Regions from separate parts of the Mus musculus genome. Here region 1 is linked to region 2. The links are chromatin loops, found by intact Hi-C in ENCODE. Cell type or tissue: gastrocnemius. All regions are shown on one strand. Each heading gives the region's core, and the rest is flanking DNA. Links, peaks and the distances in the headings are about the cores only.

The links. Hi-C counts contacts between places; a loop is a spot of excess contacts. Peaks named below come from ENCODE experiments on the same cell type or tissue, not always from the same donor. Only the 100,000 strongest peaks of a DNase experiment are listed, where the experiment ranks them.
Region 1: it touches region 2 in a loop (5-fold over the local background); 34 of 42 quality-filtered maps call a loop at or near these places.

What each region holds. Positions count from the first base shown.
Region 1 is chr10:19,237,795-19,243,180 of GRCm38, forward strand. Gm40607 (a long non-coding RNA gene) reads right to left here. Exons shown (of 3, transcript XR_871478.1): 2 at 4,871-5,044. Among named protein-coding and RNA genes, the nearest start is that of Gm40607, 3.1 kb to the right of the region's middle. In gastrocnemius, for the core only: a CTCF peak has its summit at 2,395 (motif pointing right); a DNase peak (open chromatin) is centred at 2,428; H3K4me3 peaks cover 205 bases.
Region 2 is chr10:19,691,024-19,696,409 of GRCm38, forward strand. All of the region lies in intron 1 of Gm33332 (a long non-coding RNA gene), which reads right to left. Among named protein-coding and RNA genes, the nearest start is that of Il20ra, 19 kb to the right of the region's middle. In gastrocnemius, for the core only: CTCF peaks have their summits at 2,270 (motif pointing left) and 2,828 (motif pointing left); DNase peaks (open chromatin) are centred at 2,278 and 2,775; H3K27ac peaks cover 191 bases.

The sequences.
Region 1 (5,386 bases), core at 53-5,052, 450 kb before region 2:
TGAAGTTTCTTAAACATATGTTCTTTACTAGTTCAACGTTATGTTTATATATCACGTCAGCTTTAGATCAAGGATAGCGTATGCATCCTTTAGAGAAAGCAGCCCAAGACCTGAGCTTCTTCAAACATCACATGATTGTGTGAGCTCATTGCTCTTCAATTCTTTATTCCTCATTTTGAAAAACATTCTTAGATAAGTTTACATCACTTAAAAGACAAAAGTGAAAACGCCATATCGCTTTCAAATTTATAAACAGAATATACATTTCCCCGGTTTATTTGGTAAGAGCATTTCATTTCCCATAAGCTAACAGACACAATGTAAAGTGTAGGCGCGACAGATTTAGCATAGACAAATAGAGATCAATCAAAATCAAGCAGTTGTTTGACTCCAAGGTTTCACCTTTCCTTTTGACATTTTTATTATTTAATTATTTGTGTGTGTATGAGTGTGTGTGTGTGTGTGTGTGTGTGTGTGTGTGTGTGTGTGTTCACTTGCCAGGAAGCATGTGTGGAGGCCAGAGGATGACTTGCTGGAATTAAGTTCTCTCTTTCCACCATGTGGGTCCCAGGGTCTGAATTCAGGTCCTCGGGCTTGGTGGCAAGTACCTTTGCTGGCACAAAGACGTTGGGCCAAGCCAGCTTTAGCTTAGATCCTACCATTTAATAATCATATAACCGTGGGCAAGCTTTTCAACTTTCCTAAGCCTCAGTTTCTGTCCTTGCTAGATCGAATGATGCACAGGATTCTTCTGTGGGCATGCAGTGCTAAGGTGCGTTACTCCATTCTGCACAGCCATAGTGTACAGTCAGTCAGCAGTGAGGTTTTGTTTTTCTTTTAAAGATACAAAATCTATCAGATGACTACAAGCTATCATTAAATACAACACTAAGTCTGTGTTTACAACAGTATTCTTGGGCTTTCAGTGTTCTCTGAGTATTAAGGAAACACCCTGTCTTTCCCTAAGATTGTGTTGGAAATCGTTCAGGAAAGTCATTTGTCTTTGTTCTCCTAAAGAGTTCCAGGAAAGGAAAGGCTGAAATTTTGTCGTTTTAGATCTATAGCTATCAACATACTTTCATTATCTTAAAATAGCAAGGATTTTTTCTTTTTTTGGTTTGGTTTGGTTTGGTTTTTAATGAAGCTGAACTTCACTGGGAACTATAACACCTAAAATCCGTATTGCAAATGTCTTCTTGGGCAAACTAATTGCTCAGTGGGTAAAGGTGTCCACTAAGCCTGATGACCCAAGTTAGATTTACAGAACCCACATGGGGGTTATGGCTGGGGGAACCATAATACGTGAGGAACAGTATTAAAGGGTTGTGGCAGTAGCAAGGCTGAGAATCAATGAGTTTTGACATTAGGGTTTCCACCTTCAATATCCCTAATGTCAAATATCAGGAGGGAACTGATGCTTGCAAGGTGTTCTCTGACCTACACACACACACACACACACACACACACACACACACACACACACACACATACACACACACACACACACACACACAGACACGCACACGTGCACGCACACATACACACACACACACACACACATACATACACACACACACACACTCAGACACACACACACACACTCAGACATGCACACGTGCACGCACACACACACACTCAGACACGCACACGTGCACGCACACACACACACACACACACACTCAGACACGCACACGTGCACGCACACACACACATACACACACTCAGACATGCACACGTGCACGCACACACACACACTAATTAAAAATAACAACAGTGCGTTTATTTGTAGATAAACATCATAGGCTGTGTCTTCATTCTATTTCTGTTATCCTTGATAAGGAAGGCAGAGCAGGTATCGCTCCAGCCGCAAGCAGATGAAGTACAGCTGAGAGCTGAGAAGGCTCCTGGACCCTGTTCACCTAACTAATGAGCCCAGGCAAGACACCACACCGCTGGTTACAGAGCAAACTGCCCTATCCCCACAAGCTTTCAGGGGAGCTGGAACAAGGAAGAGAACCCCTAAGCCATTCCAGTGACGTTCTTCTCAACAGATTGCATGAATTTACCCACGTAAAAATGACAAAGAGACAAAAATGAGAAGACAGCAGTATTTTGGATTTTAAGAATAACAACAACAACAAAAAATGTTACTTAGTCACACATAGGCAGTGGTGTTGCATATTTTCATGTCATGGTTATTCATATGGAAAGATTTTATTTCCCTGTACACTGTCACTTATTCTTTGCACAGTTTTCTTCATGGTTTTAATTAGTTAGTTAGTTAGTTAGTTAGTTAGTTAGTTAGGTTGGTTTTTTAGTTTAGAGGAGGGGTGTTGGTTGTTTTTTGTTTTTTCTACCCAGCCAAGTTTTAAATCTGCTCAGTGACCAGAAGAGGGCAGTATGAGCTAACAAAACAGAAACCACGCACCGCACCCTCTAAGCCACTCTGCTTGTTCTGTTCAGACTCTGTGTCACTATCAGGTTTGCAATGTTAACTAAAACACTAAAAACTCATTAAAGACAGGAACGGAAAGGGCAGAGGTGGAGGGACGAAGGGAAGGAGATGGCTTTTTAAACCTCCTTATTGGAATAAAATGAGGTGAAATGGCTGTAAGAAAACGTGTTTAAGCACTTGCTGGGTGTGGACTCTGAATTAAGTGCTGCAAAATTGCTTCCTGGAGGGAGAGAGTAAAGAATTCAGACCACTTTCAACTGGACCTGTTCTTTACAGCCTCTGTTTACCTATTTATTTAATAGAGGCTTTGGGTCCGAAGGCCATGCCAGGACCTGCCTGGGCCCCAGACACTCCAGACCCTACATGGGAATGCGCTGGTGACAAGAAGCATAAAGAATAAAAGCTAAGGGTGAAAATGCAGGTGGTGTGTTCGATGCTTGCTTAAAATGCCTACACACACATGGGTAAAACATGTCTACCCTATAGCCTTAAGGACTGGAAGAAAGAAACGTGCCCTTGATGTATTTGTAAGTTATAGAAAATATAGTTAGAGTAGTTTCTAGGTAGCGCCAGAATACAACTTGGCTTAGTCCCCATCTTTACTGTGGCATATTTGATGGGTGACTCTTCATAGTCTGAGGAGAAAACAGGAGCCAAAGAGTCAGTGTGGTAAACTGTCTCAAATGTTCAATAGTATGTAGTTCAATGGTGCATGCATTAGAAGAAAGCACTGCCTCTTGGTGTCTGGGAAGACTGAGGCAGGTTTGAGATGAAACTCAAGGGATTTTGATGGTAGCAATCAGTAGAACAGAAATACAACAAATGAGTGGGAATTTTAGGTAGAGGAAGCCTAGGTAGGCATGTGGGTTGTGTTTAGCATTGTAGAGAACAATCATTTCTAGCGTCTGGATGCCAGGTCCTTCAGGATGGAGCAAGCAGTCTGCAGGAAGGAGAGGCTGGGAGGGGCAAAAGCAAGCTTAAGAGAAAGAGACATCGCCTAGACAGCTTTGAATACACTGCACATTCACTGTGTGGATTTGATGTGGAACCATTTCCATAAAGACTTGAGCCGCCACGTGCTGTGAACCAAGAAAAAGCAGGGCACCTACAGAAAACATGTTTCCATTATATGTACATGTGTTTGTTTCATATGTGCTATGCAGCTGTACAACGATGTAGAGGGATATTGAAGGTGGAAACCCTAATGTCAAAACTCAGTGATTCTCAGCCTTCCTAGTGCCACAACCCTTTAATACTCTTCCTCATGTATTATGGTTCCTCCAGCCATAACATTATTTTCATTGCTATTTCATAACCATAATTTTGCTGCTGTTATGAATTGTAATGTAAATATCTGTGTTTTCCGGTGGTCTTTGGGGGGTTGTGATACACAGGGTAAGAAGCACTGCATTGTACCCTAGGCTGTAGATCTGAATAGCAATGTCACAGGACTGCTCCAACAGTCATTTTAACATTGTTTTTTAGCCTTTGTTAGGAGACAACAGTTGACTGCTGTTACAAAGCAACCAGCCTTCCGTTTCCTTCTGCTGTGTGACAGCATGAAAGTCTATCTCTGCCTGCGTGTGTGCATCTGAGCCTGCCTTCTAACACTGTCCCTCATGGGTATTCGTTTCAGAATTATTAGGCAAATGATAAGATTGGTCCCCCTAAAAATATGTTTCCTGGTATTTTTCACATGGTACAGAAGTGGAATTAACTGGTTTAGGATTCAGCTGAAGAAACACAGAAAATGAAACCTTGCCTGTGTGTGGGCGATGCTCCTGCACTGTGGCTGAAGGATTGCCTAGGAAGCCATCAGGGGTATATACAACACAGAAAATGCCATATTTGTCCTACCATTTTTGTTCTACCCTTTCTGGTTTTTTGTTTCCCCTGATGTGGTGCTAGTCCAATTGATCTTAAAAATCTACCCAAAGCTTAACTCCTACTGTATTAGCAACAATAACAAAAAAACAAAAAACAAAAAAAACAAAAACAGATATAGGTGATATGTTATACTCACGAAACTCCATGGATCAATAGCAGATGACTTTTGTTTTATTTATTTGTGTAGTGTACTCCACCCCCATCATTCCTTTCTATTTAAGGCTTCCTCTTCCATTTCTATGCCTAGGGCAGGACAGTCATTGTTACTACATAAAGAATGAATCTGATACTCCCAAGGTACTTGCCATTATAGGGAACAGGTGTGTGTGTGTGTGTGTGTGTGTGTGTGTGTGTGTGTGTGTGTCCTTGGTAACACATCTGTTTTATTTGTTTTGTTTTGTCTCATTTATAAAATTCAGGCAAGAATGGGCTCGTGCTCATGTGGTGGAATGAAGCCCAGCCTTTGTTAAGATTTAATGAGACAATGCTCATCACAATTTGCTCTTAAAACACGAAGCAAAGTCTTACCTGTGTTTCAGATCAGCTTTCCAGGTTGCTCACCTGAGGTGTTCTGTTGACCACTGGTGTAGGCAGCTCCATGGTTACCATACGCATGCGTCAGCTGCAGTTCCAGGCCCATCACTGAGAGAAACACATTTAATCCTCCTGGAAACCTCCATGAGAACAGGAATATTGTCCTGCCTGTTTTGGAGGAAAGGAAAGTGGGACACAGCATGGTAAGTTCTTTGCCTCAGAGCCCACAGTGACGGCACGAAAGCCCGTGCTCAGCTGCTGTACACCAGAATCTGTGTATTTGACCTGTAAACCTCGTATAGATAATTTGGAAATAATGGCCTCAATTTGCAATGGGAAACTTTTTAACTGAAAGGGAACTGCAGCCACGGAGAAGCTATTTCTCCATTCCTCAGTCCTGAATATTCCTTATCCATCTTTCCTCCCTCCCTCCCTCCTCCTTTCCTCCTTCCCTTCTTCTCTCCCTCCCTCCTTCCTTTCTTCTCTTCTCTTTCCTTTCCCTCTTCCCCT
Region 2 (5,386 bases), core at 229-5,228:
CCACTAGAAAAACATTTCTTTTTAATCCAGTTTTTATTTCACTCCAAAGTGCATATTCACTCTATTACTTCTGGGAGTATTTGTTTAAAAGGAAATCTTTTTTAAAAGAAATATTTATTTTAGATAAATAGAACATCTAATATAACATAATACTAACAGAAACATTTATTTTAGAAATAAAAAGATGGGGCAAAGAGATAAATTAAGGATTTCAACACACTTCAGAAGAGATCCAGAAAAAAAGGACAGTACTTGGGAAGGGAGCAAGCATACTTCAGACTGCATGTCCTTGTTTCCCACAGCCAGTTGACTGCTTCTGGGTGTGTCCTCAAGGCTCTGCCTTTGCCTGGAAGAAACTGCCCCTAAGCTGTGGTCTCACTGACTGAGGAATGCCAGGTCACTCCTCTTCGTAGCCTCTGGCATCAACTGGGGCAACTCAGGCAGGACCAACTGGAGGTGCCCCACCCCCAGATCCTCAGCACCTGAGTGGGATTGGCCCCACCTTCTGCATCAAGTCAGCATGCAGCCTCTGACACAGTTACTCCCTCATCCCTGCCGGTATTGACCCTCAGAGCATTTACCAGTTAATTAAACCACTGCCCAGAAGTCTCCATTTCAGAATTGTTTCCGGGGACCCAACCAAAGACACTTGGCTTCAAAAATGATCCTAACAGTTACTTAGCGGTATTTTATAGATAGATTATTTGCTGGCCAATTGGCAATGAAGACCCCCTCAAAGAAGTGTGAGAACTGATAGCAGTATGCTATAGGGGTCAAGTGGCAAACTCCCCTAGCCATGGGATTGCTACAGAAAGGAATGTGCTGTTGGGGGCATCTGAGAAGTGTCACGGGCATGAGTGTCATAAGGACTGTAGAATGGGGGTTGGGGCGCAGCTGACTAATGCACAGCTCCGGCTTCACCGTAGAAGTCACCAGAGTTCAAACTGACACTTGAGTGTGCATGTGGCAGAGAGGAAGTGAGAGCCGTTACAAAAGAGCAAAACAGTCAGAGGAAGCTTCGCTTACCGAAGTCCCGATGCAGAAACTGCCGGGCAGTTAGAGGAAGTTCGAACTGGCAGTAAATCTAAGAGTAGAAAAAGGTGTTGCTTCATAGAGACGTAGAAGCGGCCATCGTCCAAGTCACCACTGCGATGGGGTTGGGGGCGTTATATCTTAAGCACAAGGACAAACTCTGAAAGACACTCCAGGGTGAGAGTTAACTTTAAAACAAAACTCTTTGGCTGTTCACGAACAGCCTTCACACAGCTTCCCCGAGGCTGCCACAGGACTTATTTCAAAGGCACAAAGACCTCATGAAGCTGCCTCTGGACACAGAGTAGCTGAGTAAGTCAAGCTACTCCACATGGGAAAGTCAAGTCCATCTCCACACACTGACGATATCTACAAAGCAATCGGTGCCCTCTACCTTAAGATCTCAACACGGAAATACTTCAATTCTTCAGTAACGGGTACTGCATGGACTGTGTCCCTGCTCAACCTACCAGTGTATGGAACTCAGAAAACAGCATCCGATAAACGAATGTTGTCATGTTGAATAACAGAGTAAATACCCTCTCCAGAGGAGATGCCCCACGGGGACTGTAGCAAATTGCTCCAGACTTGTTAAAACCTTGATTAAATGATAAGTAGGTACATTGGCTCAAAGATGATGGGGTAAGTAATAGATAGAGGTCAAAGCAGCTTGTGTCACCATGGTAGGTAGGAAGGGGGAACTCTCAGACCGTGCACATAGGTGGAAACCCTCAAGGAACTGGTGCTAGGGTCTCTTCTGGTTCAAGTGGTAACCTCTGCTGTTAAAAAGTTCTTCCCAAGAAAAAAAGCTGGCCCAATTTCACACTGGTCACTGAGCCCCATTTTTGCACTTCCTGTTCTGTTTTCCGATGAAGGGATTCCGGTGTTCTGTTTACATGCAAGCCATGTCGGATGTGAACCTAACGTGAGTAGCAGTCCTTGATTCTAGCTGTGACCCTGTAAGTGAGCCTGCCGCCTCTTGACTGACAGATCCTAGAGCTCTGTCCGAGCACCACCTAAGTGCCTAGATGGGAAAGGCCCACTCGAGCCCACTCATCTCTTCTCTGTCTACGCTGCTGAGAATCAAAAATCAATTTCACTTTGGAACTGCAGACGATCCCATGTTGAGGGGGTCCTGCACAGGTGAACCTCTGCCCTCTGGCGTGTTTCTTATGAGAACATTGCAGAAGCCTGGAAGGACAGCCAGACTTGGGAGTATGAGCAGAGAGTGACATCCAGTGGCCGATGGGTCACATTTCTGCTGTGCTAGGCACTCCATTTCTGAGAATGTTGGAGCTGATGCTTAGCCCCAGAAGCTGATGCCCGCCCCTGTCCTCATAAGCCGGGAAAGAGGCATTCCAGGAAGACGATGATTGCAGAACAGGTTCTCCGATGCTTCCTGCCCATGTCCCCCGGCAGCTTACACTTACAGTATAAGCACTCTGCCCTCTCTAGAGCTTTAAAATACATTGCGAGCATGACAAATGGAGGCTAGAAAGATGGCCCAGTGATTAAGAGAGTTTGCTGCTCTTGCAGAGGATCTGAGCATCCTCATAAAAGCCCACACCAACCACTCATAACTGCAGTTCCAGGGGTCTCAAAACCCTTTTATGAGACTTTCAGGCACCAGGCACACGCATGGTACACATATGTACATACAGCAACTGTACACATGATTTTTATGGGGTTACAGTGGTCAAGAGCACCACCTGATATTCCAGAAGACCAGTGTGGAGTGAACCACATACCTCTAGTCCCAGGGAATATGGTGCCCTCTTCTGGCCTTTTTGGACACTGTGGCCACATGGTGACTGGACATAAATACAGGGTAAAATAAACACCCATACACATAAAATAAAAACAAATGAGTATTCTGAAGTAAATAAAACTAAATCTCTAAAAATGTATGACTCAAAATTATATTTTCTTATAGCTTTCTCTTGTTTGACGTTTGTAGAACATGTTTTAATATTTTCAACTGTTAATATTCAGCAAACGGGATAATTATTTTAAGATATACTTCATTGTTATGAGGCCCTTTTCATTTCTGATTGTGTCTCTTGTATCTCTGATTCCATCTCTTGTATTCTGTTGGTGATGCTTGCATCTATGACTCCTGATCTCTTTCCTAGGTTTTCTAACTCCAGGGTTGTCTCCCTTTGTGGTTTCTTTATTATTTCTATTTCCATTTTTAGATCCTGGATGGTTTTGTTTATTTCCTTTGCCTCTTTGATTGTATTTCCTGTAATTCTTTAATGGATTTTTGTGTTTCCCCTTTAAGGGCTTCTAGCTGTTTACCTGTGTTCTCCTGTATTTCTTTAAGGGAGTTGTTTATGTCCTTCTTAAAGTCCTCTATCATTGTCATTAGAAGTGATTTTAGATCCGAGTCTTGCTTTTCTGGTGGGATGGTGTGTCCAGCACTTGCTATGGTGGGAGAATTGGAGTCTGATAATGCCAAGTAACCTTGGTTTCTGTTGCTTATGTTCTTGCGCTTGCCTCCTGCCGTCTGGTTATCTCTAGTGCTGCCTGTCGTGGCTTTGTCTGACTGGAGCCTGTCCTTCCTTTGATCCTGGCTGTGTCAGAACTCCTCAGAGTTCAGATGTCTCTGGGATCCTGTGATTCTGGGATCCTGGGATTCTGGGATCCTGGGATCCTGAAATCCTGGGTGTGCCAGAGCTCCTGGGAGTCAAGCTGCCTGTGGGACCCCGAGATCCTGGTGTGCCCAAGCTCCTGGGATCCTGGGTGTGTTAGAACACCTGGGAGTGGAGCTTCTTCTGGATGTTGTAGGACTGGCTGCAGAGTTAGCACACAAGGTCTGCTCAGGTCACCGGCTCAGACCAGAAGGAACCTATGTCACTGGTTGGGCAGAGTTCCTGTGTGCCTATGTCCCACTAGTCCCAGTTACTCCCAGTGTTGGGGCAGATGTTATGTCCTCCTCACCTCTGATCCTATGATCCTGGGAGTGTTAGAGCCTATAGTTTTCAAAATGAGATCTATCATTCAATAAATGTTTACTGAGCACTTACAAGAAATGTAGGAATACTTAGAGAATTACAGGTTATATTCTCATTAGAAAGGCAGGATGTAATGTATACAAAGAGCTGCACATACATGCAGGCACACATGCACAGACAAGCTGTGGCAAAAGCTAAGAAAAACAGCATAAGGTAAGATCACTGAGTCTGCCCAGAGGGCTGGTGCTGTTTGAGTGTGTGACCAGTCAAAGATTCTTTGAGAATACTTAGCAGAAACCAGAATCAGGTGAGGGTCAGGTGAGGGAAGAGCTTCCAGGCAAGCACTAAAGTGTGGCACAGAATGAAGTTCCCTGAGAAAACTGAAAGTCAGACCGTCAGTCTCGATCAGTCTCGATCAGTAGACCTGACAATTGTAATTCTGCCTTCAGTTACAGAGAAAGGGTGCTGCAGGAGCCTGACCATTGACAATGGTCAGCTTTGGATTAGGAACTCAACTTAAGAGTCACATCGAGTGCTCCAGTAACTAAGCAACTTGCAACAGTGACCAAGGAGACTCTTAATCAAATGTGCAGGCTGGGGCTCCACTCTGCGCCCCACCCCCAGCACATCTCACAGGGGCGAGGCAAGCACCTGATTCTTCCTTCTTAAGTAAGGACATTCTACACACATGTACACACACACACACACACGTGCACAGGCATGCACATACACACCCACAAGCACATACAGGCATGCACACATGCACGGCTCACATTCATCATACAGTAGTATTTAATTATAGAAAAAGAATCTTCCTGCTTCTTTTTTAATTGATGCACATCTCACATATAATTAATCTCACAATTCCACATGACTTAAGGGTACAGTGTGTTCAACTTTTTCAGTGAATCAGCTATTACCCCTGACCAAGATATAGAGCATCTCCTCTCCTCAGAGGTCTCATTCAGGCTCCCTCTCCCTTTTCAGTCATGTGTATCACGTAGCCTATACTCTGAACCTATACACTATCTCATATCCTATATATACATATTATATGTGTATACATGCATATATGCATAGGAATAATTTACCTTTCTTTGCTATTTAGAACTCCACATGAATATGCCACAGTTGACTTCTTTCACGGGCATTGGGGTTATTTCTTATTTGCAATTTTGAAAACTATGTTATCAACATTTTATAATGGTTCCTGATAAAAGTAAACATTTACTCTTATTGAGTATACATTTATGGTTACAATTACTGATTCATAAACTGAATCAGATACATAATTGTAAGTCCCAATGTAAACTGAAAATCCAAGGGCACTTGTTCAAAAGTCAGGAAAAAGTAATACTAAAACTTAGAGATAACATTTTTTTAAAAGTCTTTCTCCACTG